7 separate regions of the Mus musculus genome follow, and regions 1, 2, 3, 4, 6 and 7 are each linked to region 5. Evidence: chromatin loops called from intact Hi-C (ENCODE). Cell type or tissue: left cerebral cortex. All regions are shown on one strand. Region 1 overlaps Cmya5 (cardiomyopathy associated 5). Region 2 has its middle 45 kb from the start of Gm41020. Region 3 overlaps Thbs4 (thrombospondin 4). Region 4 has its middle 13 kb from the start of Gm41020. Region 5 holds the start of Homer1 (homer scaffolding protein 1). Region 6 holds the start of Gm31745 (a long non-coding RNA gene). Region 7 has its middle 6.4 kb from the start of Gm41019.

The links. Peaks named below come from ENCODE experiments on the same cell type or tissue, not always from the same donor. Only the 100,000 strongest peaks of a DNase experiment are listed, where the experiment ranks them.
Region 1: a loop joins it to region 5, with 4 times the contacts of the local background. A loop is called at or near these places in 2 of 42 quality-filtered maps.
Region 2: it touches region 5 in a loop (4-fold over the local background); 4 of 42 quality-filtered maps call a loop at or near these places.
Region 3: a loop joins it to region 5, with 6 times the contacts of the local background. A loop is called at or near these places in 6 of 42 quality-filtered maps.
Region 4: it touches region 5 in a loop (8-fold over the local background); 3 of 42 quality-filtered maps call a loop at or near these places.
Region 6: it touches region 5 in a loop (15-fold over the local background); 4 of 42 quality-filtered maps call a loop at or near these places.
Region 7: it touches region 5 in a loop (6-fold over the local background); 4 of 42 quality-filtered maps call a loop at or near these places.

What each region holds. Positions count from the first base shown.
Region 1 is chr13:93,067,826-93,071,825 of GRCm38, reverse strand. It overlaps Cmya5 (cardiomyopathy associated 5), which reads left to right. Exons shown (of 13, transcript NM_023821.3): 7 at 2,398-2,547. It overlaps Gm31745 (a long non-coding RNA gene), which reads right to left. Exons shown (of 4, transcript XR_382755.4): 4 at 2,302-3,134. Among named protein-coding and RNA genes, the nearest start is that of Gm4814, 3.5 kb to the left of the region's middle. In left cerebral cortex, a CTCF peak has its summit at 2,120; DNase peaks (open chromatin) are centred at 2,185 and 3,252.
Region 2 is chr13:93,241,352-93,245,351 of GRCm38, reverse strand. No RefSeq gene overlaps it. Among named protein-coding and RNA genes, the nearest start is that of Gm41020, 45 kb to the right of the region's middle. In left cerebral cortex, a CTCF peak has its summit at 1,967 (motif pointing right); DNase peaks (open chromatin) are centred at 1,993 and 3,997.
Region 3 is chr13:92,756,662-92,760,661 of GRCm38, reverse strand. It overlaps Thbs4 (thrombospondin 4), which reads left to right. Exons shown (of 22, transcript NM_011582.3): 15 at 78-130; 16 at 2,547-2,740. Among named protein-coding and RNA genes, the nearest start is that of Thbs4, 36 kb to the left of the region's middle. In left cerebral cortex, a CTCF peak has its summit at 1,510; DNase peaks (open chromatin) are centred at 1,399, 2,312 and 2,603; H3K27ac peaks cover 1,145 bases.
Region 4 is chr13:93,210,145-93,214,144 of GRCm38, reverse strand. No RefSeq gene overlaps it. Among named protein-coding and RNA genes, the nearest start is that of Gm41020, 13 kb to the right of the region's middle. In left cerebral cortex, no CTCF peak of the experiment used is centred here; a DNase peak (open chromatin) is centred at 2,207; H3K27ac peaks cover 1,248 bases.
Region 5 is chr13:93,301,974-93,305,973 of GRCm38, reverse strand. It overlaps Homer1 (homer scaffolding protein 1), which reads right to left and starts at 2,217. Exons shown (of 10, transcript NM_147176.4): 1 at 672-2,217. The coding sequence starts at 676. In left cerebral cortex, CTCF peaks have their summits at 2,093 and 2,595; DNase peaks (open chromatin) are centred at 804, 1,130, 1,562, 2,337 and 1 more place; H3K4me3 peaks cover 3,255 bases; H3K27ac peaks cover 3,300 bases.
Region 6 is chr13:93,055,587-93,059,586 of GRCm38, reverse strand. All of the region lies in intron 9 of Cmya5 (cardiomyopathy associated 5), which reads left to right. Gm31745 (a long non-coding RNA gene) reads right to left here and starts at 595. Exons shown (of 4, transcript XR_382755.4): 1 at 319-595. In left cerebral cortex, no CTCF peak of the experiment used is centred here; DNase peaks (open chromatin) are centred at 301, 800, 1,845, 3,258 and 1 more place; H3K27ac peaks cover 3,410 bases.
Region 7 is chr13:92,997,450-93,001,449 of GRCm38, reverse strand. No RefSeq gene overlaps it. Among named protein-coding and RNA genes, the nearest start is that of Gm41019, 6.4 kb to the left of the region's middle. In left cerebral cortex, a CTCF peak has its summit at 1,583; DNase peaks (open chromatin) are centred at 625 and 1,397; H3K27ac peaks cover 3,255 bases.

The sequences.
Region 1 (4,000 bases), 230 kb after region 5:
GAGGTTGAGTGGAATATATATTTGGCCCCAGGTAATGGAATCTCAGCTGATTACTGTGTAGCTCCCTGAGTGTGAAAATGTTCTATGGGTGCATCCTGCCAGTCAGGGGGGCTCCACAGCTTCCTCTTCCTGCACCCGAGCTTCTGGCAAAGAAGCCCCAAGATTCCATTTGTATTTTTTGACATCACACTTATTTAAGTTTACCCCTGTAAAAGTTTAAGCAGAGTTGCTAACATATAAGATCTAGGTCCCAGCATTCTGCCAAATATGAATTATAAATGTAGCCATGATTATTAGATTATGTCTATGTGATGTTCTTATTCCCCTTTGGAGCATGTTTAAGAGTAACAGTATCTCCTGTTTGAAGAAAAGGATATTTTAACTTTAACTCTTTGGATGGGAAACAAAATCACTTCTAGCCTGCATGTTATGCTTAGTTCCCTGCAGCGGCTCTACCTTAAAGTTAGGTGGTAGGTGGGGGGTTGACAATCAGTTTTTAAGTTTGTGAAGTTGTGCTAGAGAGAAAGGATATAGAACGATGTTGCCATTTTTTGCAAGGTTAGCTCCAGTCCTGTGTATAATTTATACTGGGAAGATCATTCACATTATTCATGCTCCAGGAAGCTCTCCATGCTGCTTCAAAGACTAATAATAGTTGAAGTGCTTTGTTTGGCTGTTCTATAGACCTGGGCCACACAACAATCTGCTGGATCCTCTCTGTGGACGAACACCTTCAGAGCAGTAGCTCTCAATCTGTGGGTTGTGACCCCTTGGGGCTGTCAGATATCCTGCATATCAGACATTTACATTGCAGTTCATCACAGTAGCAACATTACAGTTATGAAATAGGAACGGAATAATTTCATGGTTGGGTGTCACCACAACAGGAACTGTATTAAAGGCTGTAGCATTGAGAACCACTCTTAGGTTCTCTGTTAGAAGATACAGCTGTCAGTCTTCAGGGAAAGGCGGAGGCAGGCAGGAGGCAGGCAGGTGTCTGCTCAGTGTGTCCTGTCTCTATGGCCTCTATGACCTGCCTGCCAGGTACTCAGACTCCAGTTCAGCCTTCACGATTAGGAGTTCTTTGCTCTCTTCTCTACTGTTTGTTCCTCCTGCCACGGCTGTCTTGCCACCCCAGATGCTGCTTCTAGCGGACACAGTTCAAACACTCGATCTACATTATCTTGCTTCGTTTAACAAGCCTAGGACATAACCCTGAGGCTATGTGATGCAGAGAGGGGGAGGGGTGCCTCTCGTTTAGAAGCCAGCTTCTGTTCTGGCCTATGAACTTCACCATTCTCCTCGTTTGCTCCCGTTTTTTATAACTGCATCACTCCTCACTTCTTTATCTTTATTGAATCATTTCAATTGGTCTTTTTATTCCATTTTTCAAATTCATTTATTTTGTTTTTCATTTTTGACCTTATTGATGAACTAACTTTTTTTTTCTTTTCCCTGAGTGTCAACTTATAAATTCGGCCTACATTATTCCTGTATGCTTATCTCTCATGAACTTGTTGGATGGGGAAGACACACACACACACACACACACAAACACACAAATTTTAAAAGCATGATGTCTTTTTAACTATGAGAATAATCTTTTTCTCTGATGTGTAAAATATGTGCAATGATCTTGTTTAATAAGTGCAGGAAGATAATTGCATTTTATGCAGCACTAGTGTTCAATACACATGATTATAAGTTTCAAGAATCTCCAGTAAAACACTTGAGGATATTGTTGTCTTTAAAATTCAGAACCATGGATTACATCAGGCATCTACAATTTACATGGCATTTAATCAAGAGGTCACTTCTACTCTTTTCTATTTTTACATCTAATTAAAACAATTGTAGGACTATTATGTTAAAAAAAAGATGGATTGCAGCTTTAAACATTCTAGTCTAATATTTACTATGTTTCCTTCACTTGAAGATCCTATATCTGAAAAAGATTCACTGTTTTTTATTGTTATAAACTGTGCCAATATAGAACAGTATATCATTTTCTTATCTAAAAAGCATATCCAAAGCCAAGTTATTGCATAGTCAATTAGTCAGTGTAAGTTTATTTCTCTAAGTATAAAACTACAGAGTAGTTATGCAGTGACCCCAGCTGGGGGCGCACTTTTGTTCATTTCTATTTGTGTTGCTTATGCTCTTACAGAAATGCAGGGGAAACAATGGAGGGACGCGCACGCTCCTCACACTCCACTCTAATAGTGGCTGTATCAAAGGAATGGAGTTAGGCTGCAGGTTGCAGTGGGGAACCTTCCTACTTTTATCCCATAGATTTCTGTATTGTTGGTTTTTTTTTTTTAACAACACATTGAACATGTTTTAAACACAACAGTCAGTAAAATAGCATTAGTCATAGTGAATTGTGTTTCCTTCCAGTTCCACAGCCTCCCAGACTAGAACCCCAGGAACCAAGCTCTGCTACCAGCACAACAATTGCAGTGTACTGGAGCGTGAACAAGGAGGATGTTGTGGACTCATTCCAGGTATACTGTGTAGAGGAGCCTCAGGATGATCAAGAAATAAATGGTAAGATTGCTGCAGAGCTACAGATGCTGGCATATATTTCTGCATCTTACTGTAAATTAAGGTCCTATACACGTGACAATTGTATATAAAAATATATAAATTAAATTGTATATAAATAAATATATACACATTAAGATATTATACTTCCACAAAGCATTTTTTAGCCACTTACAGGAATGATAACAAAATCCTTCAACAACCACATACTACTATGTTAGAGGAAAGGAACAATCTGGAAATTGGTATCAGGGGAGAGCATTCAGATATCACAATGGTCAACACGAGCATTGATACTGAGATTCAGATTAGACTTTGAGGGCTCAAAATAACAGGAGCAAGTAAGCGATGCTCATCTTCATGAAGGCAGTGTCATCCGAACGTTTCAGAGAGATGGAGGTTTAACTGTGCTGAAGTCTGAGAGACAGTGTGGTGTGCTCTGCTCCGTAGAGGGGAGGTGAGCTGTACATAGGCCAGTGTCCTCCACAGTAAGTTTCATGCACACACAACACTGAGTATCAGGTTTGTAGATTCAGAGTTCGCAATCCTCAAGGTGTGGGTCTAGGTATGGTATAGCCATCCAGTGGCACCTAGTAATGGGAGATAGACGTGACACTGCTTAGCGTGGAGAACAGATGGCAGACCTCCCAAGCTAAACTTTTGTGCAGATCTCTCTGCTCAGAACTTCTGATGAGGCCTAAGAGCAGGCAGCTTGAGGTTGTATATCCTGATGAGTCAATCAGTGCGGGGAGTGCTGGCATTCGGTGTTGCTTGTTGAAGACAGACCCACATGCTTGGGAAATTAGATGAGCATGTGGCAGTATCAACAACCCATTGCAAAACGCAGGAGCCCAGTTATAATGAGGAAAAATATGGTAGAATATCTCACTGTTGCTAAGACTTAACAATTATTTTTTAAAGTTGATTATTTTTTTTTCTTAAAGACAGGGTCTCATGTATCCAAGACTGTCCTGCAATTCACTTTGTAGCTAAGGATGACCTTGAGGTTGTGGTCTTCCCAGGCCTATTGGCTAAGTGCTAGGATTCAAGGAGTCACTATACACCTGGTTAACATGGTCATGGGGACCAAACCCATGGTTCCTCCATTCTAGGCAAACGTTCCACCAACTGACCCACAAAATCTAAATCTTTTGAAATGTAAAGTTAATTTAGACAAAAGTTTCTGTGGAGGTAACTGTGGGCACAGTATAAAGTTGGTTAAATCCATCTCTAGAGACAAAAATGACCTGTTACCATATAACAGTGACGATGTATTATGTGACTCTGACAAAAGACCATACGCCAGATATTTCCTGGGGAGTTACAACACACACATATATCTACTTGGCCCATATAGGGAGCCATGACAGACCAAATTATAGATAACATCAAAACCGAACTTGGGGAACCAATGAGTTTTATTGGGTGACTTACAGGAATATGAAGGGTTATTCAC
Region 2 (4,000 bases), 61 kb after region 5:
AAAATTACAAATAAAAGAAATACATAGGGGTCTGGAGAGGTAGCCCAGCAGTTAAGAGCACTTACTGTTTTTCCAGAGGACCTGGGTTCTGTTCCCAGCACCCACAAGACAGCCCACTATCATACATAACTCTCATTCCACCTTCTTCTAGCCTCTGTAAGCACCAGGTCCACATATGGTACATATACGTATATGCAGGAGAGTACACACACACACACACACACACACACACACACACACACACACACACACACAACTAAATAAGACATAGCAAATGCTCGAGCAATGCTCTAGCTGGACACGCATCTGACAGACGTGACTCAATACACTAAGGACACATCTGTGTAGTCTTTTTTACTGTACGGTCATCACAATGGCCAGGAAATGGAAACAACCAAAGTGTTTGTCAGCTGATGATATAGAAAATGTGGTTCTGTGGACTAGTCTCTGAAGAAAAGATCGAATCTTGTCATCGTCAATGAGGTTAGAGATCATTATGTGCAGTGAAATACAGCAAGCACACAAAGACTAATACTACATTACATCATTTTACCTATATGTGAATAAAAAAGGTTGACCACAGGCTGGGGAAATAGTTCAGTCTACCAAGAGCCCGACTTGGAAGTTGAGAACCTGAGCTTGATTCCCAGAACCCTGGTGAAAGCAGTGAAAGGTGGGGTTGGTGGCATGCCCCTGTAATCTGAGCCTTGGGTGGACTGAGACAGGTGAGTCCCTGAAGCTGAATGGCTGGCCATCTTAACTGCTTCCCCTTACTGAGAAACCTTGTCTCAAAAAAAAAAAAAAAAAAAAAAAAAAAAAAAAAAAAAAGAGGTAGAGAGCAACTAAAGAAAGCAATAACATCTGATGTTGACCTTAGCCATCTACACCCCTCTTCCCCCCACACACCATACACACATACCACACACACACACACCATACACACACACAAAATACACACACACATCACACACTACACACACACCATACACACACACATCACACACTACACACACACACATCACACACATACCATATACAGACCACACACACACATACCATACACACACACACTACACACACAACACACATCACATACACACCATACATACACACACACACATCACACACATACCATACATACACCACACACACACATACCATACACACATATACCACACACATCACACATCACACATCACATACCACACACACATACCACACTCACACCACACATACACCCACATACCTCACAGACTGACAAGAATGGAATGGTGATTGCTAGAGATGAGAGGGGAGAAGGGAGATGATGAAACTCGGTCAGTAGGTACCAAGGTATAACTAGAGTAAGAAGTACTGGTGTGCTGTTGTAGTAGGGTTACTGTAGAAAGAAAATATTGCTGCATACTTCAAAAAGGTATAAGAAATGATTTCTGAGTGTTTTACTATAAAATTGTAAATATTTGAGGAGTCATGTTTAAGTTGAGCTAAACATTTTACAATATATACATATATTGAAACATCACAGAGTTCCCCATAATGCATACAACGTGTATGGTTTCATGTACCAGTATGTACTTATATGGTTTTATATTTTATTAACAATAAATTTGCCTTAGAAAAGGAGAGTAAAGGGTGTATTGCAGTGGTAGAGCTCTGCCAAGAATATGCAAGGAAATGCGCCACATAGTACAAAACACCAGTTTGATCCCCAGTATCACACAAAAAAAGTATTTACAAAAAAGTTAATGCAAAATAATAACTGTATTACTAAAAAACACAATTATTCAAAACATACTTATGTGAAACAGAAACTTTTAGTTTAAACGTATTTTTAAGAACAACTATAACTTCAAAATATCTTTGGTTTTTATATTGTTTAATTTTAATTGTTAAATGTATTTATAGCTCAGGGAAATTTTTGAGTCAGTAACCACCATTCTAAAGCTTGCTTCTCTAATTGCAGTGCTAGAGGCCACCACAAGGGGGCATGCAAAACTGTTGTTTCCAGGAGTGCTTCTGAAGTCACTGAATCAGACTGTTGTCAGAGCTCAAATGACCCAAAGGTCATCAAACCCACACTTTTGAACATGAAACTGAAACTCAGAAAGAAACCTAGTTTGTCTGGTATCACATGGCTATCCATAAATAGGGACAGAGCAGGCACTGAACGTACAGCTCAGTGGTAGAATATAGGAGCTCTGGGCTCAGTATACACACACACACACACACACACACACACAATACCGCACTGTAAACAGAGATATCCTTGATGTCATTTGGTTTCTCTTGTCTAGCACCAATTCAGTTCCTCTTCAACAGCATCCCTTGGCAAACGTCTGCCATCTTTGATAAATATCTATCCTTCCAGCCCATAGAAGCCAAGAAACCTGGGGGAAGTTTCTTGAATGCCTTCCTGGAATAATAGATAATAAGTAACATTCTAGAGCCCAAAATAGCGTGTGCTCTTCCCACTGAATCAGTTTCAGCAAGGAAACCATCATTGTCACCATCGAATGCACACTCTGAGGGCACTGTAGCTTCTGTCTCTTTGCTTCAGGAGCTCCTTTCGATCACTGTTACTATTTGTCTATCTATGGTAGATAAGCAAACCCTGTGTGTATTGATGTTGAACAGTTTACTTTGACTCACTGTAGAAAGGATGGTCTAGGAGATGTGGAATATGCAATGTCTCATCAATTAAATTTTTTTTGTAGCTGGAACATTTAGAAATCTCACTAATCTTCAAATATACAATTTATTATGAACTGTAGCTACCATCATGTAGAACAGCTCTCCTACTTATTCCTTCTAACTGAAAAATCTATCTTGATTTACTAAATCTCCCCACTTAGGTTTTTACTCTAGGACTTGTCCATACACACAGCAAGACCCATGCATAGAATTGTTTTATAGCAGTGTTGTTCATAAAGAGACAACTGAACAGTTTAAGTGTTCACCATCAGTTGAGCGGGTACCTAAACGTGGTCTACTCACAGTGCTAAATACTATGGAGTAGCAAAGCTGAATGAATTATACTTTAGTGTATCAACGGTTGAAGAACTAACACCGTGAACAAGTTACACATAATCCCACATACATACACTGCAAGCCAGGCAGAACGGGGTAACAAATGCATAGTGGTACACATAAATAATTTTAAAAATTAGAAGTAAGGAATGATTAAACAAGTTTTAATGTCTTAGTTACCCAGAAAAGAAGGAAAGGGGCATCAAGCATAAAAGAAACGTTGAAGATACTGACAGTATTACTTTATAATTCTTAAGATGCATCGTAGAGACTTTTAAATTTTTAATTTTATGTTCTTGTTTTAATGCCACACACACTCCCATTGGACTACAAGAAAGCTACGAATGGCAGGCAAAAATTTAGAAGGTAGTGGAGCTGGAAAGAGGAGCGTCCTCTTGTGCCACCACCCCCCTTCAATATTTCCCATGTTTAGGCTTGCAAGCTTAATTCAGTTCTGAGGACAGATGGCAGGGGAGCGAGGCTTGGGGACCATCTTTGAATCAAACGAGAGTGTAACCTTTTGATTGTCAATGGTACTGGGCTGGCAGATATCTGAGCAGAGGCAGCAGAGCTGGGGGCTTTTCCAGAGAGTTTATATCAGAGCAGAGAAGGACCCGTTAAGGGTCTGAAAGCAAAGCAACTAGAAAGAGCAGAGTCGCTTTCCTTCACCCCTGATGGAGTCAAACTCATTTATTGAACCAGTTACATGCGGTTAGCCAGAAAAGCTTTGGCCGTGGTCCTTTTTGGAGTGCAAATTTGCAAAACTTCTTTATAACTGCCATGTCTATTTCATTCCTGGAATTATAGGAGAGAATGAAAAGCTCTGCTAAGATTCAGGCCCCAGGAGAGCTCCCATACAGCCTCGTCTCCCCCCCAGCTGAGCTCTCTCCTCCCTCCTTCCCTCCTACCTCAGTCCTTCCTTCCTCCTCCTTTCTCTTCCAATTAGAAGCTAGCAATTCTTTTCCTAAACCAA
Region 3 (4,000 bases), 550 kb after region 5:
AAGCCAGGCTTGCCTTCTTGGGAACAGTCCATACATGCAGGCCCAGTGGTAAATAACACGTTCTGCTCTCTTTGCAGTCGGATGTGGATAACGATCTGGTTGGGGACTCCTGTGACACCAACCAAGACAGGTATGGCATGCCTCCCAGCCACATGGAAACAGGTGGGAGTCTGGGGACAGTGGGAATTGTCAGAGCTTTGTGCTGGCAGTGTGTCCAGGCTGTGGATGGATCGGGTTCCAGGAAGGAAGTGGGTCCATCTTTGCTCCAGGCCACTGTACCTCTCTGAAAGTGCTACGTAAGGAAGAGTGATGTCAGCTCCAACCAACACTTACACCATTTTTCAGAAGAGAGGTCAGATCATGAAGCCTTGCAGGAGAGTTTGGAATGAGACAGCCAGATGTCATTCATGATCTAATCTCTTTGTGCCTCAGTCTCCTTACCTGTAAAATGGGAGTGGCTGTAGATATATAGCTCATGGGCTGTTATGAAATTGAGTTAGCCCAGGAAATGTGCCTTGTGTGGTTTCTACACTCATTAGATGTTTTTACTATCATATCAGGAAAGTCCATCACCCCCTAACAGAGGGGCTTGCTGGGGGATCGCCGGTCTTTCATTGTCCTTGATGCTTTTTCTGTCTCATTGAGAGGAATTATCGTGTGTGAAAGCGTTCTGATGATCGTTCTAGCCCAACATGGAGTCCCTCCATGAGGACCAGGGAGAACTGGGGACCCATCTCAATGATAAAGCATTTACCAAGCACGCGCTAGGTCAGGAGTGCAATCACCAGCACCATCAGGAAGGAACCAGAATGGGATGGAGGGTGGAGCTGGTGCTGAAGGAGAAAAGCTTGGCTCTGCACCCTCAGCACCAGGCGTCTGCACTCTCATCCCTCCTCGCCCCATTCATCCCCATTCCTTTTGGGTGCTTCGTGGAAAGGTGGTCAGGGCACATCTGAAGGGGTACGGATCCCCAAAAGCAGAGCAGAACAGCACTCATCTCTTCTTCCAGGAACTGCAGCAGAGTCAGTTCGCCCAGCGTTGCTCAGGGCAGCTCCTGCCAGGTCTCTTCTCTGTGCTGCCATTACTGCCTTGTGCATCCCAGTCAAGGGAACGCAAGCATTTCCTCAATCCCTTAGAAGCTCATTGCCTCTCAGAGCAATAGAGACAATGACCACACCTCACAGGTTAGGTGAAAACTCACACTGATACAGAGCAAGCTCCAGCACAGGGCCATCCCTTGGGTGGGAGATGGTGGCTGTTGGTACCACAGCACAGAAGAGACTATCAGTGACGCAGTCTGACATTGTCTGTGTCCCAGAGCATAAGGTAGGACTGGCGCTCTGACAACTACCCTAATGATGTGTGGTGTGTATCAAGAATGTCCCAGTGGCCGGTCAGCATGTACTCCAGTTACCATCTATAGAAATGTCTAAAATAGCCTATCCCGCCAGCCTCTAGATATTTGCCTAAAACAAATGACTCATTCTGCCACATTTTAATTCCCATAAACTTGAGCCTCACTAGGAGGGGGCTAGGAACTGCTTGTTTCTCCTCAGAGGTGACAGGGCTCTCTCTGCAAATGGTGCTGATCCAACAAGCTCACTCTTGTGCTAGGAGAAGTGTAGAAAATCGGCTTCCACAGTCTTCCATTGTTGAACTCATGCTCTGTGGGGCTCTTCTGCCTCTGGTATGAAAAGGAGGGCTTCCCTCTGTGTCCTCCCTGGAGGGTATACACAGCTTCTGGGCCAGGAAAGGTCTTGAGTGAGGCAGAGTGAGAAGAGAATCCACTCTGGTCCCTAGTAGCCAGGTCCCAGAAGACTCAGGTGGTGCTCTGAGAGACAGAGCAGTTGTGCCCCAGAGTTGGCCCTTCATCCTGGAAAGAAGAAGGTCGGGTGGACCAAGAGTAAGTTTCCTGAGATGTAACTCGGGTCAGCTCTGGGCTAAAACCAGTGCACCCACTTCTGGGCAAAGAGTGGCCGTCTTCAGGTCCAAGTCCTTACAGGGTCACGAGATGGGAATCATGAAAAACAATGTAACAGAAAACATCAAGGGAATTAACTACTAGAAGCAGGTGCTTAGAAGATGCTTATACAGGCCTTATAGTTGAATCAGTCAAATGAATCAGCTGCCCTTTGAGGTGGGCCTTGTTTGTATCGCTATCTTATAGATGAGGAATGTGTACCTCTCTGGTCCAGCATCATGCCTGAGGCTGCTGCTCGCCAGTGCCTGAGCCAGGACCCACACACATCTCCATGCCTCTTGCCTTACACATTCACACCTCCTTGGAGCAAGGTATCATCTAGCAGTCCTTAGAGATGACAGCCACCCAGAGTCACAGATTATAGAAATAGACACTTATCTTCCCAAACTGGAAGCGGCTGGCTTCTTTCGGGACACAGAGGAAGTGAGGGAGTTGTTTCTGAAGCTGCTTTATCAGAGAAAGGCCTGATAGGGTCTGCTGAAACCCAGCCTGCGGACAGCCCACCCAGACCCCCCCCTGGGAGCGGAGGCTTCTGTCCCCTACTAAACTAATCTTTGCTCTGCAGTGACGGGGATGGCCACCAGGACAGCACAGACAACTGCCCCACAGTCATTAACAGCTCCCAGCTGGACACTGACAAAGATGGGATCGGCGATGAATGTGATGACGATGACGATAACGATGGCATCCCAGACCTGGTGCCTCCTGGCCCAGACAACTGCAGGCTCGTCCCCAACCCAGCCCAGGAAGATAGCAACAGTAAGCATGCTTTGCCCAGGGACGCCTGGGACACACACAGCTCTAGACTCCCCATAGCCACATGAAGGGACGCACACTTCCCTAGGGGGGTCCTCTGGAGCTGATTAGCCTGGCTACTTCCTGAGCTGGCCTGGGATGAGATCACATAGAACATGGCCCAGTCACATGCTAGAGCTGGGTTCCCAGTGGCCCTCAGCACAGCTCTGGTCTTCTTTGCTCCTGCCACTGGGAATGGGGAAGGGAGCCATAGAGAGAGCAACGCACAAACCGGTAAAGAACCGTGTACGTCGAGGCAGATATGAACTGACGTGGGCTCATCCTAGCCAAGCAAGTGCAGTGTCTCAGGTGTCAGCCCAGCCCAGCAGACTGTACCTGTAGACACCTGTAGGGGACACCAAAGTTAGCAATATTCTGGTGACAATAATTCTGGTTTTGTGCACATGTTAGACCTTTGTCTCAGGCTTCAGATCTACCAGGTGGTGAGCCTGTGTGTAAGGACTTTCTGGGAAAGAGTGAGGGGGTTGGGGGGCTGTAGTAAAGTATATATATATATATATATATATTAAAAGTCCCAGCCCACGGCTTCTACCCTGCCTTTGGTTATTGAGTTCCTGGAAGAAAGACATACTCACAGACTTTATAATTACAATATACCCTAAGCTGCATAGAGCTGGGCGGCTGCCTGTCCTCCATGATGTTAGAATCACTTTCCTAACGATAAACCTGAGTTATTAGTACTGGGATGGCCGAGTGGTTAAGGCGTTGGACTGAGTTATTTCTGACTGTGTTTCATCTGAGCTGCTCTTAGCTCCAGTTGGGCAGCATCAGGACCACATTCTCCTGTCTCTCATCCCATGGCCTCTCTCCTTTCTCCTCCCGTGTGTCCTTTTATTTGATGATGACTTCTTCCTCCTCCTACCCTCCTTGTGGTCCTTTCTTCGCAAACCCACAAAACCTCAACCCCATCTATGTCTCTTCTGCCCAGATATTGGCTGTTGGCATCTTTATTTACCAATCACAATTAGCTGGGTTCAGAGTCACTCAGGGATAACCAGTCTGAGAGGCCCCCAAATTAGCATTAGAATACAAGCAGCATTAGATCAAACCACTACAAGGGGCAACATTTTAGACTGGTGTTGCAAGAAACTCCAGGTGGTTCCTGATTGGCTGTCACAAGGGCTCCAGAATGTGGCCCAGATAACAAACCCAGCGTTCCTCTCCTAACTCTGAAAACCCTGCCTAAAGGTGGGAGCTTGGCCT
Region 4 (4,000 bases), 92 kb after region 5:
CCATATCAGGACAGGCAAGGAAAGACAGAAACACATCTTCACACAATGTACCACAACATCACTCCAAAAAGTATTATCCTCCTTTTTATGAGCAAACTCATTATTTATTAGTCTTTATTCTGTTTTGTTTGTTTGTTTTGGTGATGATGGTCCTAGGAAGTGAACCCTGCACCTGTGCATACCAAGCAAGTCTAGCATCATGGAATTATGTCTCCAGCCCTTCACTCAGCTTCTTGTGAGTATTTGTGTCACCGGTCTTAAGAGTTTGTTTGTTTGTTTGTTTGAAACAATTCTGTCATTAACATGATGGGAAACATCACTTGGGTGAGAATTTCTGTAGGGTGTATATTTAGGCGTGGAGTTTCCAGATTACACACTCAGCTTTATTTCAAATGCTGTCTTTTTTCAAAATGGTTTTGAACAATTGACAAGTTCACAGAAGCGCTTAAATGTTTCAGGCATGTCATTCTACAGATGGCAGAACACATTAAAAACCAACTAGCCAACCAACCAAAAACTTATCTGATTTTGCAATTTTGCAAGCCTTCTCTTCATTATTTGTCTGCATGGTCCGTGCTTTTCATTAATTTTTTTTAAAACTGTTTCTCAGATGCAAAGTGCTGGCTGGTGTTTGGATAGATTGGTAAGTGTAGCGGTTACTCATCAGCCTGGTACCATCTCAGTCACACTTTGCCCCATTCTTCCCCTTCCCCCAGTTACACACACCCACCTTCCCCAGGGAGTAGTTTCCTGGATGACCTTGGGAGGAAAAGCACTTGACCAATTTTCATGCTCATTATCTGAAACAAGACAGAGGGCTGAAGTCCATCATGTGACTTAGTTATGAAGAGCTTTACTTCTGTTTTGTTTTTAGAATTCAGAGCCACCTAATGGATTATGTAATTGAAGAAGCTAAAATTTAAAAGTTCAATTTGGCAGATATTTGTTCTGTATCTACCATATCAATGTTAATGCTGAAATCCCACTTAGGACTCATCTGCTATAGTAGTAATCAAGCCATTCAGGTGAACATTTCAGAGGAACCAGGGAATATTTCTCACCCATTGGCCGGGTGCATATGAGCAGTTTACATGAATCCTGGTTTGACTTTTTGATGGATGTCAGTGGTAGAAGGTAAAGTTTTAAATAATGGTGTCTTAGTTAGGGTTTTATTGCTGTGAACAGATACCATGGCCAAGGCAACTCTTATAGGGACAACATTTAATTGGGGCTGGTTTACAGGTTCAGAGGTTCAGTCTATTATCAAGGCAGAAGCAAGGCAGGCATGGTGCAAGAGGAGTTGAGAGGTCTACATCTTCATCTAAGACCACTAGAAGAAGACTGACTTTCAGGCAGCTATAATGGGGATGGGGGTAGTCTTAAAGCCCATGCTCATGGTGATACCCGTATTCCAACAAGGTCACACTGCCTAATAGTGCCACTCCCAGCGCAAAGCATATACAAACCATCACAAATGGTTAAGACTGACCATGGTCAAACTCCAAAAAATATGAGATAGACCGGCAGCTGAGTGGTTAGATTTTAATCCAATTCTTAACAAACTTTATTAAATATTTGATAATAGCGTCTTTATACAAGTTTTAATAGCACTAAGTATTCATGTTTAGCCTTACTAAGTTTTCAACAGCACTAATAATTTACTCAAACTAACAAAGAGGCAAGTCTACCATCTTTATTCAAGTAGGGAAACTTAATTTTGCCTCTACTGGGAGACAGAAGGTAGAGACAGGAGAACCCCTGGAAGTTGGCAAGCATAAGCCCAGCATGTGTAACATGCAGCAAGAGTGTCTCCAACAAGGTGGCAGATGAGGATTGATACCCTAGGTTGTCCCATGATTCCAACACACATGCTGCGGCACATGCATGCTCCCTCTCTCCGGCTCACAAATGAGGGCGCGCGCACACACACACAGACACATACCAGAAAGAAAGGGAACTTGTGCAAAGACCCAGGTAGTGAGTAGAATGACAAGCTGAAACAAAGATAAAATACATAGGCAAACAGACTTCATGTTTTCAAATAATGCCAAGGCTTTGAAGTTCTTTTTCTTTTCTTATTTTATTTTAAACACATTTCTATTTTGTATAAACCAGAAGCCCCGTTCTACAGGTCTATTCTTAGTTTTCTGGCAGCTTGGACAAATATCCAGATGACTGGAGTTTCAGTCTTTTTCCCTTTCACAGTCCTCACTTGTAGGTGGCAATGCTGGCTTCAAGTCCTGCTTTGCATTTTCCCCCTGTGGAAGATTAGAAAAAGCCATCTGGTTAGCATCACCCTAAAAAATGCTCTGAGTGGAACTTTTTACAGAAGAAATTGTAAGACTATGATATAAAGCAAGGCAAAATACAACCAGAAAAATTTAGAAACTAAGCATTAAATTCTGATACTCATGGGAATTCTCTTCCTACACGGTGGATTTACTTTTCTACTAGCCCCCTTTCGTGTTTTCTTTTGAAAAGAGGCTTCTTCAAATTAAACCCTTGTCCTTCATGAAAAGATTTCAATTCTTGCTTACTTATAATTTTCTGGTCCTGAATTTTGGACAATTTTCTATGCAGCTGTTTATTCTGTTTCATCATTCATTACCTTCATCTTCATCTCTTGAAAGGTGACACATTTTGATTTTTTTATTAGATATTTTCTTTATTTACATTTCAAATGTTATTCCCTTTCCTAGTTTCCCCTCCCTTCCCCTGCTCCCCAAACATCTTTATTTTAAAGATTTATCTATTTATTATATGTGAGTGAAAGAAAATAAAACTTGAGACCTGTGATTCATGTAATTTATGTCAAATAGCCCAAAAAGTTGTTTGTGAACTTTGAAACCTGGGGCTGAGAACATAACAGAACAGGCCAGGACATGCCCAGGCAGTCCCTTGTTAAGACATTCCTGAGGCTGCTTGGCTATAAAGATAAAGAGAATGACATGTCTGGACTGGCCCAGCACCTCCCTATCTCCAGCCCTTATGAACTAAGTTAAATGTTCTGCTGATGTTTAAATGGACCAATCATGTGAAACCTCGCCATTTCCTCCCTCAGCCCCAGCCCCTTTTTTATAAAAACCCCTAGCTTCCAAGCCTCGTGGTCAAATCCTGTGTGAGATACTTATCGACCCAGAGCTCCGTCATTAAACTACCTCGTGTTTTTACATCAAGGAGTTCTGTTCTGTTCGTGATTCTTGGGTGCACGCCAAATCGGGAATTGAGTGGGGTTTTCCCCACTAGGTTCTTTCATGAGTACACTGTAGCTGTCTTTAGACACTCCAGAAGAGGGCATCAGATTTCCTTATGGATGGTTGTGAGCCACCATGTGGTTGCTGGGATTTGAACTCAGGACCTTTGGAAGAACAGTCGGTACTCTTAACCACTAAACCATCTCACCAGCCCCCCAAAACATCTTTACAGAGACTATTTATCCAGAATAGAATCTTGTAAACACAAGATATTAAATATTTGTTTATTGACTGAATAGGTGAATGGACAGATGGATGGATGGATGGATGGATGGATGGATGGATGGAAACCTAACTAGGTAGTGAAGAGGTATGGGAGAAGGTTAATATGAACTCATAAATATTGTTAAGAATTTTTGGTTTATCGAGACAGGGTTTCTCTGTATAGCCCTGGCTGTCCTGGAACTCACTTTGTAGACCAGGCTGGCCTCGAACTCAGAAATCCGCCTGCCTCTGCCTCCCGAGTGCTGAGATTAAAGACGTGTGCCACCATGCCCGGCAAGAAATTTTTATACTTAAAAAAATAACAAGACCACTCAACATGCCAACATATATAGGGTGTATTTCTCAAGGCCCACCTCTAGACAGTTAATGGTTGCTGAGAGAAGAGTCAGTTTTATCCAGACAGTAAGCTCCTGAGAGGCCATGTAATCCCAAGCAATCAGCTCTAAATATATATCCAAGTGAACAACAGCAAATAAACTTAGGAGGCAGTGTCATTAATTTATCCAAATTCTGCAGGGAGA
Region 5 (4,000 bases):
GAAATGCACTCTAGACCGGCTTTTGGCTATGCTGAAGATGTAAATCTGACACCGCTGGCACCAGCTAAAGGTCTGAGGCAAACAGAAAAAGTGAACAAGTCCCTTCAACCAACAGCTTTGTCTCTCCAGCACCCACACCGTGGACATCGAAACACTGCGATTTTCGTTTAATGCCCAATAAACCAAGCTGTACATTTGGTTTCGGATGTTCAAGGATAAAACAGAGGGCACTGCCAGGGCACCAACTTACAAAGGGTCAGTTTCAAGGACTGGAGTCTAACTACTCATTACAATTCTCTCTTTGTAACAGCTGATTATTTCTACAAAGTACTGGAAGAATGCAGCTCTTCTCTTTGAACAACACCGTCAACCAAACCTAAGATGGCAAAATTTTAGTAACCTATATAGCAGTTTGATCAATTAAGAGGTACAGGGTAGACTAGTGCACTGTCTTTATATATATATAATTAATAAAACTATAACTGAGTTACAAACATTACACATTCTAATTAGGACCTCTGGTGTCGCTCTACAATAATGCAAATAAAATCTCTAATTTAAAGTAGTACCCGTTTTGCAAGGGATCGGATTTAAAAATATGGTCACCACCACCGTTCAACTCCACACAAGCATAAGCAGATTTAAAGCTGTGATAAGCACAAAATCCTTACCCCATTTTGCCCAATGAAAACTTGCTCTGAAGTTTCTGCTCTTATGCTACAGAAATAACTTCCAAGGAATTTTCTCCGTCTGTTATTTTGCAGTTGCTTTTCCACCCCCGAGATCTTTTCCGGAGGCAACTCAACAAGGCAGACAATTCAGTTAGTTCTTGTCGGTAAAATGATTTCACTCGCGCTGACACCAAAATGTTCAAACATTTGGAATTTGAAAAGGTTGCGCGGAGAATATAGCACTTAACTATTCCACAAAATTAAGCGTACGTGTAGAAAAAACGCAAAAGCCAGCTTCAGCAAGTCTGATAAAAAATGAGTTCGCTGGTCATTTCGCTCACGTCTTCCACGACACTCAGGCAGCCAGGTTACTCGGCCTTTTTGGGCTAAGGCGGTGGGTTCAAATTTCACCACACCAGGTCCCTGGGGGTGGAGCGTGCAACCCAACGCGACGTGCACTTGAATAAAAATCCTACAGGCAGCAATGCTACTGCCTCCCTTACGTTTAAAAAAAAAAATTATATAGAAGAAATCTCGAAGTGCAAACCCCAGCCGCTCCCGATGTGCACGGCACACCACATTGGAATCTGTCCTTTGAATGTTCGTCCTCCTAAGACTCGGAGCAGAGAGGAGGTGGAGAGCAGGCAGAGAAGGCTGGGAAGGATCGATTCGTTTTCCCGAGGAGCAGCAGCGGAGCCATTTCCAGGCTGGCAGCTAGCTGGGGGCGCAGCCGCCGGGGAGCAGCGCAGGGGCCCGAGCCCACCTCCTTTGGCTTCCCGGCCCCCGCCGAGCACAATGGAGCCCCGCTCGCGGCCGCCCCCTCTTCCCGCCTCTCCTCGCAGCACCCGCGGCCTCGGGCTCCCGACGGCGGAGAATGAATGAATCAGAGAACCCAACCCCGCGCGGTCCCCTGCACCCAGCCCCCAAGCTCCCGGCGGCCGCGCGCTGAGGCGAGAGGCTGGCGGCTCGTCCGAGGCACGGCAGCCGCGGCTCGTGCCCCCACCCCGGCTCGTCTCTCCCGCTCCGCGCCGCCTCACATTCCCGGGGCTGCCGCTGCCTCCTTACACTCCCCTCAGCGGCTGACTCCGTCGGCCCGGGCGGCCTGGCGCCCGTCGCTGCCTCTGACTCCACGGAGCGGGCTCCGAACCGAGCGCAGCCGAGGGCGCCGCTTCCCGGTCCGCGCCGCCGGCGTGAGACGAGCACGGCAGCGGAGCAGGAGAGGGGGCGGGGCGGGGCGGGGCGGGGCGGAGAGCGCGGCCCTCCCGGCTCGAGGGGCGGAGCGCTGCCGCCGCCGCAGGCCGGCGGAGGAGGTGGGGCGCGGCGGAGGCGGGGCCCGGGCTCGGACCGGGGCGCTGAGGAACAACACCGGAGGGGATGAGCTGGCCGGTCCGTCGGTCCGTCCCTTTTTCCTTCCCCTCCCCTAGCGGCCGGCGGCGGACGGGCAGTGCGCTCGGCTCCTGCGCTGGCTCTGGGCCGCCACGGCCTCGTCCGCTCCGCACGCCGGGTGCTCGCGCTGTGTCTCCATCCTCCCCGCAGAAGGACCTTTAAATAGCAACGTCAGCGCGCTCCTCTCCGCACATACGTCACCCTCCGCTCACGTCAGCTTGTGCGGGGGATGATGTCACGCGGCCGGAAGTACTGCTAAATTAGGGAAAGAGCTGGGGGAGGCGGGCTGAGCGAGCTGCTCCGGGCCCACCTGCTCCCGGTTCTCTCGCTTCTCCTTAAAGGCCAAGGCGCCGGAGACAGTCTGAGGAGAGCTCGGAGAAGGAAGCGGCGGGAGGAGGTTTCCTTGGCACAAATGTGCCATATGCGAATGAATCACTCATAGCAACAGTGCCGAAGTGTCGCCGGTAAAGTCCTGTCTCCCTCTCCCACTGGGTTTGCAGCAGCATCCCCGGGCTGTTCACATCCCAACCTGCAGGGAATCGTGGGAGGGAGAGTGATCACTGCTGGTAGACTCGGGGAAAACCACCGTTAATTTTAGGAATCCTAAATACCATTCTGAACATAGTCAACTTTTAAGCTTTCTCCCCTCCTAAAGGCGTGCGTTTTAACTTAAAAAAAAAAAAAAAAAAAAAAAAAAAGAGTAGAGTTAGGAGCAAACCTCTTGTTACAAAGGATAGTAATTAAAGCAGAATGAGATTTCCAAATGTTCTAAATGTTGCAGTTCGCTGCATAGCCATGGTTCTGCAAGGCATAATGAGTCAAATTCATTAAAGTAAACTTAGTTCCCTCAGATAATTACCCTTCTACAGCATCGCAAGTGCCAACGAATCACCTTAGGTCTGACTTACCAAGGATATGAATTACAGTCTGGAAACAAAGTCCTACTTTATTAACACAAACATACGTTTGGGTTCCTGATTATTTTGAATCTTGTAAGCACAATAGCTCTCGAGTATATTTTCATTTTTTTTAATGTGGCAAGGATGACTAGCCGTCTATAAATTTATAGCTGCATATGTGAAATTGTGTTTTTAAAGTCATGAAGTTTTAAAATGGCCCTGTGTTGTTAAGGGCCTTTTATTGGTTAGACTCACAGAATGAGTTTTGCTTTTATTCCATTTAACTTGACAATTGTGGTTCAGAAATAGAAGTGCTGCACCCTGCTAAAGGCCATTAGTACTTCAGTTACTCCAAAGAGTCAGTGACCACATTTTACAAACTAAACTCATTTGACATGAAACATGAAACTCACTTCATTCAAAACCTGAAGTGACCCGAGAAATCCAGGACATGATATTATTACAAAATCATTAAATTGTCCTTAGAAGAATAGTACATCAATGCCAATGCAGTTCAAAAGAAAGTCAGCTAAAATTCTATAGATCATGCCAGGAGTGGTGGGTTTTGTTTTGCCTTGTTTGATTAAGATCTTGAACACCTGGGCTCTCTTCCCTAATCCCTCCTAAGCAATGCAGTTACAAGAATGTCCCTTGCTTGCCTGCTATATGTGGTTTTTAATACATGTTTTTAATGTTAACACATGATTTTTTTAATTAAGGAACAACAATTTTGCTTTTTTTTTCCATTGACATTTTCTTGCTTGAGTTTGGCAAAGTGTTAGGGCTAATTTATAACTAATCAGACTGCCTGATCATTTACCTGAACATTATAAAGTTATGATCTTGCTTTAAATTTGAAATATTAAAAAGACTGAGAGGAGTTTTTTTTTTCCTTTTTTTTCCCACATGTGTGTATGCATGTGTGTGTGCATGTGCTGGAACATGTGTACACGATAGAATGGAAATCAGGTTTAACGTGAGGAGTCTTCCTTGATTGCTGTCCACCTTATTGATGGATGGAGGGAGGGTCTCTCTCTCTCTCTC
Region 6 (4,000 bases), 250 kb after region 5:
GAGTCAATCTCCTCTGGGCTTTGCCCACTTCAAGTCATATGTAACCAGCTGAAATCAGCAGCAAAAGAGAAGGAATAATAACTATATACATCTCCATTTTTTTTCTCACCCTATATACTTGGTGAGGGAGAACCTTTAAAACTCTGGAATGCTTTAGGAAGAAGAATTGAAATGAAGAAAGGAGAGAAAAGAATCATGCCCACGCCCGCACCTATATCCACGTATGCGCACAAGCATACCCACGCCCATGCCCAAACCCAGGGCCACGCATGTGCACACACTCTTGTACTCATGGAGGAAGGGAGGGCACTGACTCACTGATTGTGGTAAGGCTGGCCACTCTCATTTCAGCAGCCAGAATGAAATTATCCATCCGAGGACTTGCGTTCCTTCTCCCAGTGTGATGACCTCTTAGATATTCTACTTTAAGACTAACAGCGCTGGTGCTGGTGCTGGTGCTGGTGCTGGTGCTGGTGCTGGTGCTGGTTGGATTCTCTGGGGTTGGGGTGGGGGTTGAATGGAATGAGCCGGCCTACTGCGCCCCGACACAGTGTCTGAAATAGCAGAGCAAAGGAGCTTTTTCATAATTCTTCTAAATTTTTTTTAAATGTGGGCACCCAAGTATGGTCCCAGCTAGTCACCCCTGTTGGGACTGGAGGTGTGGAGGTGGGTGGGAATGACGGTCCCTGGCTTGTGTGCCAGATGGAGGGTCTCCTAGTCAGCTTCTTCCTGTTTGTCTTTGAATGCTTTCCCCAGGTCGGGTGGGCTCAAAACACTTTCAATTTTTTTTTTCACCACTCTGCTGTTTCCTCAGCTGCTCTGTCTCTCCTCTGCAGAGAGAAGTCAGCAGAAGTGTGGGTGGAGGAGGAAAACTGAGAGAAATATAGTACAGGGATTAGCTGTGTGGGCCGTGCAGAGAAGTTGTGCACTGAATGACAAATCTGAGAGACGCAATACTCCACAAATTAGCTGGGAGTGAGCTTCCTGTCACTGCCTCTACCTTAGGCTGTGGTGTCCGGAGGTCCTCTCTGGGCCACACCTTTGAGGGTGAGCATCCTTAGAAGGGTCTGCTTGGGTGCTGGGCCTGTGAATCCACTATGTATGCTGCCTCCAACTGGAGCAGGAACAGAGTTGCCACTTACAGTCAGGTGCTCCAGCCGGAACCCCTGCTGCTCTATCCTTACCAGCAACCAGGAGGAACCCCAGTTTCTGTCGTTTTGAAAACTTTCTTAAGCTTTCAGGTAGATAGGTGGTGACTGACCATGAGGCAACAGCAAGTATTTTGACCTTCTCTGTAGCGGTAGGTAAAAGAGACAAATACTGCTCCAGACTTGCTTTACAGGGTCCCAGGAGGATCACTAACAGGCTGAGCCCAAATTCACTGAGTAATTAAGAGGTAATAGGTTATGCTTATGTGGAATTGTTTTTCTGATCCCTTTGCAGAAGCCATTGGGAGAGGAGTAACGCGATGATTTCCCCCAGTGTTCTCGGCATTTAGCGTTTCCTTAAATTTTCGGTGATGAGCCTAGCCTTTATTGGCTGAGCCACGTTTAACCCAGGCATTCAGCATTTTCTGAGCAAAGTCTTTCTACCTGAAAGACTACAACTTGACTGGCCATTTGATACCTCACATCCTCCTGGTTGTACATAGAATCTCAAATAATGGGAACACAACCTGTTCTCCACTTCAGTTATGCTATGTCTGTTTCCTGAAGGGCATTCCCAGCAAAGGACTCTGGCACAACAGAGCCCCTAAGACAGCTCTGTGGGTACAAGAGCCAAATAATGCAAGGGGAGAAGGCTGTCAGAAAGATCAGGCTGAGAACAGAACCTCAGTGGAAGATAAGCTCCAAATTTGAACTTGCTGTCAGCTTAAATGAAAACAGAGGAGAGGGGGAGAGATTGAGAGAGAGGAGGAAAGAGATTACATAACTCACTCCTCTTTTAAAAGGAAGCACAACATTTCACCAAGAGAGACAATTATGTTCCATGACATTCAGCTGTGAGATGAATTTTTCATGGAGATTTTTATATAAGGGCTCTTAAGACAATAGTCGTCTCTAAGAGCAAGTTTTACAAAAGATGCATAAACAGACCTATTAATCGTTTTCAAACAATGTCTGAATGCAGAGGTGTTAAATCACTGTTCTCAGCAGACTGGCCTAGGAGACCTCAAGTAACTGTCCACATAGATGACCGGGGGGGGGGGGCAGTAAAGGAGAACTCGGAGGATCCAGAGAAATTAATATTATCTGAGTCCTGAGAGCCTCTGTCGGAAATATAAACAGTGTCTATTGTTCAGGCTTTGGGGAGTAAAGATGGAGGATCCAGGATCTTTCTCCTGGATTCTTTGGCTCACATTGATTTTCTGACAGATTTGAGCCATGGGAAAGCCCAAGCCCTGTTGTTGTCAGTGTGTAGTGCCTGCGTTGTTTTTCTGCACTGTTATAAAATAATGGTGATATTTAGTAACACAGAGTCTCATAATATCCTTATTTATCAAAAGAAAAATGGTTCTGTTAAAATTTTATTTACCAAGTCTTTTTAACTGTGGAAAATTAGGATATAAAGAATTTTCTTCTTAATTCTGGTTTAACTGAGTTTGCCCCACCTTATAAATTTTCTATATTTATGGCTAGTTAAGGATTTATACACAGCTTCAAATGCATGTATGCTAATGTCTTTTGTGTTTGTGTTTGTGTTTTGTTTTTGTTGTTGTTGTATTGAGAGATGGTCTTACTCTGTAGCCAAAGCTGGTTGGAATTTTCAGGAATCCTACTGCCTCAGTCTTCTGGGTGCTGAGATTACAGCCATGAGCCACCATCCTGGCTTGATTTTATATTTAATATTGTTTATGTTATGCAGTTTCCCTTTTCCTTCATTCCCCTCCCTATCCGATAAAAGTCAGCTGGGATACTTGCAAAATTCAGGTGCCTGGGCCTCTCCTCGGGAACCCAGTTCAGAAGCTGTGTGAGGTTGACCCATGCTGGGAATCCCAGCATCCTAGAGGCTGAGGCAGGAAGACCGGGAGATGGAGGCCAACATAGCTTACAAGTGAATTCAAGGCCAGCTTGGACTGCAGAGTGAGACTCTATCCAACAAAATAATTGATTAAAAATGAATTTTCAAAACTTAGCAGTTTGGATGCCCAGGCAGGGTGGGAAATGCTGCCTTTCTTACTCCTCCTACAGAGCCAGCATGCACTCTGTTCACAGTTCACAGAGAGTGGCAATGCCTGGCTGGCTGGATATTGGTGCTGCCAACAGGAATCCAGTAAGAACCAACTGTGTTTTTAAACAACAGTTCATACTTAGCCATCTGCTGTGCACTATGGTGATGGCACCATCCCATGGCTGCTTCCAGGAGTGGGGGCACAGGCTTCCTCCATACTGTTTGTACACAGGCCACCCCCTCCCCAGGACACAGCAGTACAGAGAAGAGCTATTTCACACAATTGTCAGCCTCTCAAGTCATCGTAAGCATGTGTCCCTCCCCTCATGGTCAAGGTACTGGATTATCAAATGACCAGAAAACCTACTTCAAAGTGCTGAAGTGCACGTGTGGTTCGAGGTTCTGTAAACACGGCCAGTCGACTCGTGGATTCTTCACTACCTAGAACTATTGCTCTTAAAAGTTCATTCTTTAATTTTGGACCCATTATATGTGCTTATGGTACAAATTCAAAAGACAAAAAAAAAAAAGGAAGATAGAAAACCTTAACTTTCTTTGTATCTATTCTTTGTCTCTCAATTCCCATCCCCAAAGGTAGCGACTGTCAATCTGAACCTTTCACATAAAAGCATCTATAATTTCCTAACAAATGTCAGCAATCCTACATGTATTCCTACCAGTTTGCTTTTTCTGCACAAAGATATATCTTTATGAGCATTCATATCCACACCCATGGGACTGCCTCAATTTTTAAAAAATTCTTCTGTATTCTATCTTCAGGAAGTTATTGATCCTATTTGATCACTTGAGAAACAGCCTTCCGTTCTCT
Region 7 (4,000 bases), 300 kb after region 5:
CCCTCTCCTCTCTCTCTCTTAGGACAGAGCACTTGTGTTTCTCTTCAGTGTCTCAACAGTGTCTTAGAGGACAACCTGCTCTAAGATAAATACACAAATGGAGAGGATAACTAAGTCTGGCAGTGTTTGAAACAAGGCTCTGGCCCATGACTCTCCCTCCATCCCTGACAGGCCCCTCATTTGTGGCCTGCGCAGAATCCACAGGCAGAAATCAGTAACAAACAGCCCTGGCACTGAACAGAGATGTGCATCCAAGCATGTTTATGAGCCGCAGGGAAATTTTCCCTGATAGAGCCTCAAGGGCTGGCCTATGGGTTGGTACAGCTGTCTAATAAAAGACCATCTTTGTAATCAGCGCTCAGTGGAAACGTACCATCTCATTTATAGAAACAGTGAAGCCACCTGCTATTTAAAGGGCCCTCCTCCTCTTCTTCCTCACCCCAGGGCTAAGTTTTCCAGCATACTCCCTCAGCCAGCTGTGTCTTGTCAAAATCCCGGTCAGTGCCCTGGGAAATATGATTCTGACCAACTACCCCATGAGCTATCGCTCTGCTTTTTATACTCTGCCTGGAGTCCAGGAGTAACGGTCTCATACACAAAAAATAGCTTCCATGAAAATGGTCAGCTAGGCAGGAACAAGATGTGCCTGGCGGACTAGGGGGTAATCAGGTCCCCTTCAGAATCACTGCTCGGTGATTCACTCCATGCTGTTCCCACACAGCTCCGGCTGAGTCAGGTTCTGACAGCTGAGAAGGCGGGAAGGGAGAGAGGAAGGGAAGAAAATGTCGCTGTAGAGGCAGGAGCCCAGCAGCTCAGAGTGGAAGGAGAGCTTTGGAAGATGCACAAAGCAGTAAAGAAACTGGGTATAGTGAACCCCAAACTCAAGCCAGCTTGGGGAACGAGTGCTGGTCAAGAACTCTCCGGTTAACTGTGAAAGGAGCCGCAGCCTCCCTGTTTTAACCTCTGAGTTATAAAAAGCTTTCTGCAAGCCATTAGCTCACCTTTTAAAAAGCCATCTCTACTGCTAATGGGGAAGATGGGACCTCTTGGTATCTTCAAGGGCAGCAACTGGAACATGAACCCTAGTTGGACCCTGGAGGGAAATCTCACTTGGCTATCATGCCCAGTCCCTCTCTGCTTGTCTTAAAAGCACAGTGCTGATCCAAGCTCGTTTCTCCTCGACTCATCTGCACCATGGGTCCTGGTTCATGTTTTATGAGCCTTTGTTAATGTTTAAGTGTGCCACACACTCCTATTTATCCTTCAAGTCTCAACGGGAAGCCCCGTCTACCGTCTCCCGTCTCCCGTCTCTGTGAAAGCGCCCTACCTCCTTCCTCACACCCACCTCCCCTCCTCCCTAGCTTCGCTATGTTTAAGGGATCTGTTGTCATGGCCTGCAGCAAGCAGATGGTCCAGGGAAGGCTTCCTTTATGAGTCTGCTTGTTAAGCTGAGCTCTAAAGCTTTTCCCTGTGACAAGATTCAACCCCAATTACTTGCAGATTCTTGAAAGCAAGAAAACAAGCCCTGCTTCACTGTCATACCCACCCCCGGCCACAACAAGGAAGAGAAGGAAGGCGACATAGATAAAAGGAATGTTTAATTTAGGCATGCTAATTTAATTGAGAAGGCTTAGTTTGTATCTGTTTCCCTTTGGCCTGTGGAGAAAGGGGCTTTCTGCAAGTTTGTTTGTTTGAAAATCACTCATAAACATATTTTATTCCATAGATAATACATTCCCTACATGTGCTATAGGGGAAAAGGAAGCTGTTACGATTTATGAAAGAAAACTTGTCAATAGCTAATAGATACCATGCCAGTCTTGTGGAAGTTGGACTCATGGATAAGGTCAAAACCAACCAAGAGATCAATGGTGTAGTCCACTCAATGTTAACCTGGTCTCTAGTTCGTTGGTTATGACACAAAGTTATCAACACCACTTTTACTTGGCCATGACCCACTTCTCGGGCCTATTGCTCTATGTCTGTGGGCTAGGGGACAGCTGCCTGGCCACTGGCCCTGGGAGCATTAGAAAATGGGCGGCCCAGGAAGGAGCCAGTGGGCTGTTATCTGAGGGATATCTGCTCCATCTGGCCTGAGCTTAGTGGAAATTTCCTAAGCCTTCCTCTTCTCCAGGCCTCCCACCAGTGTCTGCTGATCCAGTGGCCCCTCGTGTCCACCTGCCCGTGATATCAAGTCTAATTTAAGTGAAAGCCTACATGTTCCTTTGAAACACATAAGGCAACAGGTCTCTTTCCAACATGCAGGGATACCCGCTAGAAGGCTTGTTGTGTAGGAGAAACACTTTGTTTTTCAGGATTCCTTGCGTAGTGAGTGTGTCAGTCCTGGGTACCAACTGTGTTTACCAGCTGTGTGTGCAGACTTTCACCGCAGGCCCACCACAGGCAGCGTTGGCACATTTCCTTAGCATGCTCCCTCTGAAGTCCCAGGAGGCGAGACCTGTTCTTATTTCTTCTGTACACTCAGGATCCAGTGTAGAACCCAACGAAGGCTACCTTCTCCACAGGTGCTTTCCAGATCAATACCATGATTCTATTTCCAGGCTTCAGTTATGACAAGATAAAGCCTGGCTCACGGCCCCTTCGCTCCTACATAGGGATGAGCTCGTCAGATCTCCCCATGGTCCCAATAACTCATCTGTCACTCAACTTTGACCAAGTCAGAGCTTCTGCCCCAAAGCCACATCAGCTTCATTTAATTCACTTCCTCCTTGGTCCTTCATGTCTGTCTCCCCTTTTCCCCCATTTGCTTCCTCTCCTTGTTAAGGCAGATGATTAGCTTGTTTTGCTCAATCTCCGGGACACAGTTCTTTCAGTGATAAAACCAGAATGAACTGCTCATTCGATCGATGCCCTCTTCTTATCCAGAAATATTTGATGAACCATGGCATGAGCTTTGCATGCAGCCAGACCTTGGACAGACCTCGGGAGCAAGCTTCAACTTAGCATTCCTACATCTAATGATGAATGTGCAGTGGGCAAGCCACTTGTGGAGATCTGGGAAAGGTGTGCACCTCAACTGGAAGATGAGAGGGAGAAGAAGAGGGAGGGAGAAGGCAGAGGTAGGGGAACTGTGAGGGAAGAGAAGAGAAGAGAAGAGAAGAGAAGAGAAGAGAAGAGAAGAGAAGAGAAGAGAAGAGAAGAGAAGAGAGGAGAGGAGGGGAGGGGAGGGGAGGGGAGGGGAGGGGAGAGGAGGGGGAGAGGGGAGGGAAATAGAAGAGAGGGGAGGGAAGAGGAGAAGAGAGGAGGGGAGAAGAGAGGGGAGGGAAGGGAAGAGGAGAAGAGACGAGGGGGAAGGGAGAGGAGAGAGAAGAGAGGAGGGGAGAAGAGGGGGGAAGGGGAGGGGAGAGGAGAGGGGAGGGGAGGGGAGGGGGAGGGGAGGGAAATAGAAGAGAGGGGAGGGAAGAGGAGAGGAGAGGAGGGGAGAAGAGAGGGGAGGGAAGGGAAAAGGAGAAGAGACGAGGGGGAAGGGAGAGGAGAGAGAAGAGAGGAAGGGAGAAGAGGGGGGGAAGAGGAGGAGAGAGGAGAGGAGAGGGGACAAGAGGGGAGGGGAAGAGAGGAGAGAAAGAGAGAGGGGAGGGGAGAAGAGAGGGGAGGGAAGAGAAGAGAGGAGGGGAAGGGATAGGATAGGATAGGATAGGATAGGATAGGATAAAATAAGATAGGATAGGGAGGGGAGGGGAAGAGAGGAGAGGAGAAGGGAGGGAAAGGGAGGGGATGGAAAGAGAGGAGAGGGGAGGAGAGAAGATAGGGGAGGGGAGGGAAGGAGAGGGAAGGGGAGGAGAGTAAAGTAAATGGGAAGGGGGGAAGGGGAGGAGAGGAGAGGAGAGGGGAGGAGACAAGACACGGTGTTTCAGTCAGAACTCTTCCTTCAGGAAGTGCTATCTAAGACCTTTAGAATCAGAAGATCCATTCAGATTCATCTACCCCCGTCCCAGTCCTATTCCAAGACAAATGCTTTCTTAAAGTGTGGGGAGCCTCT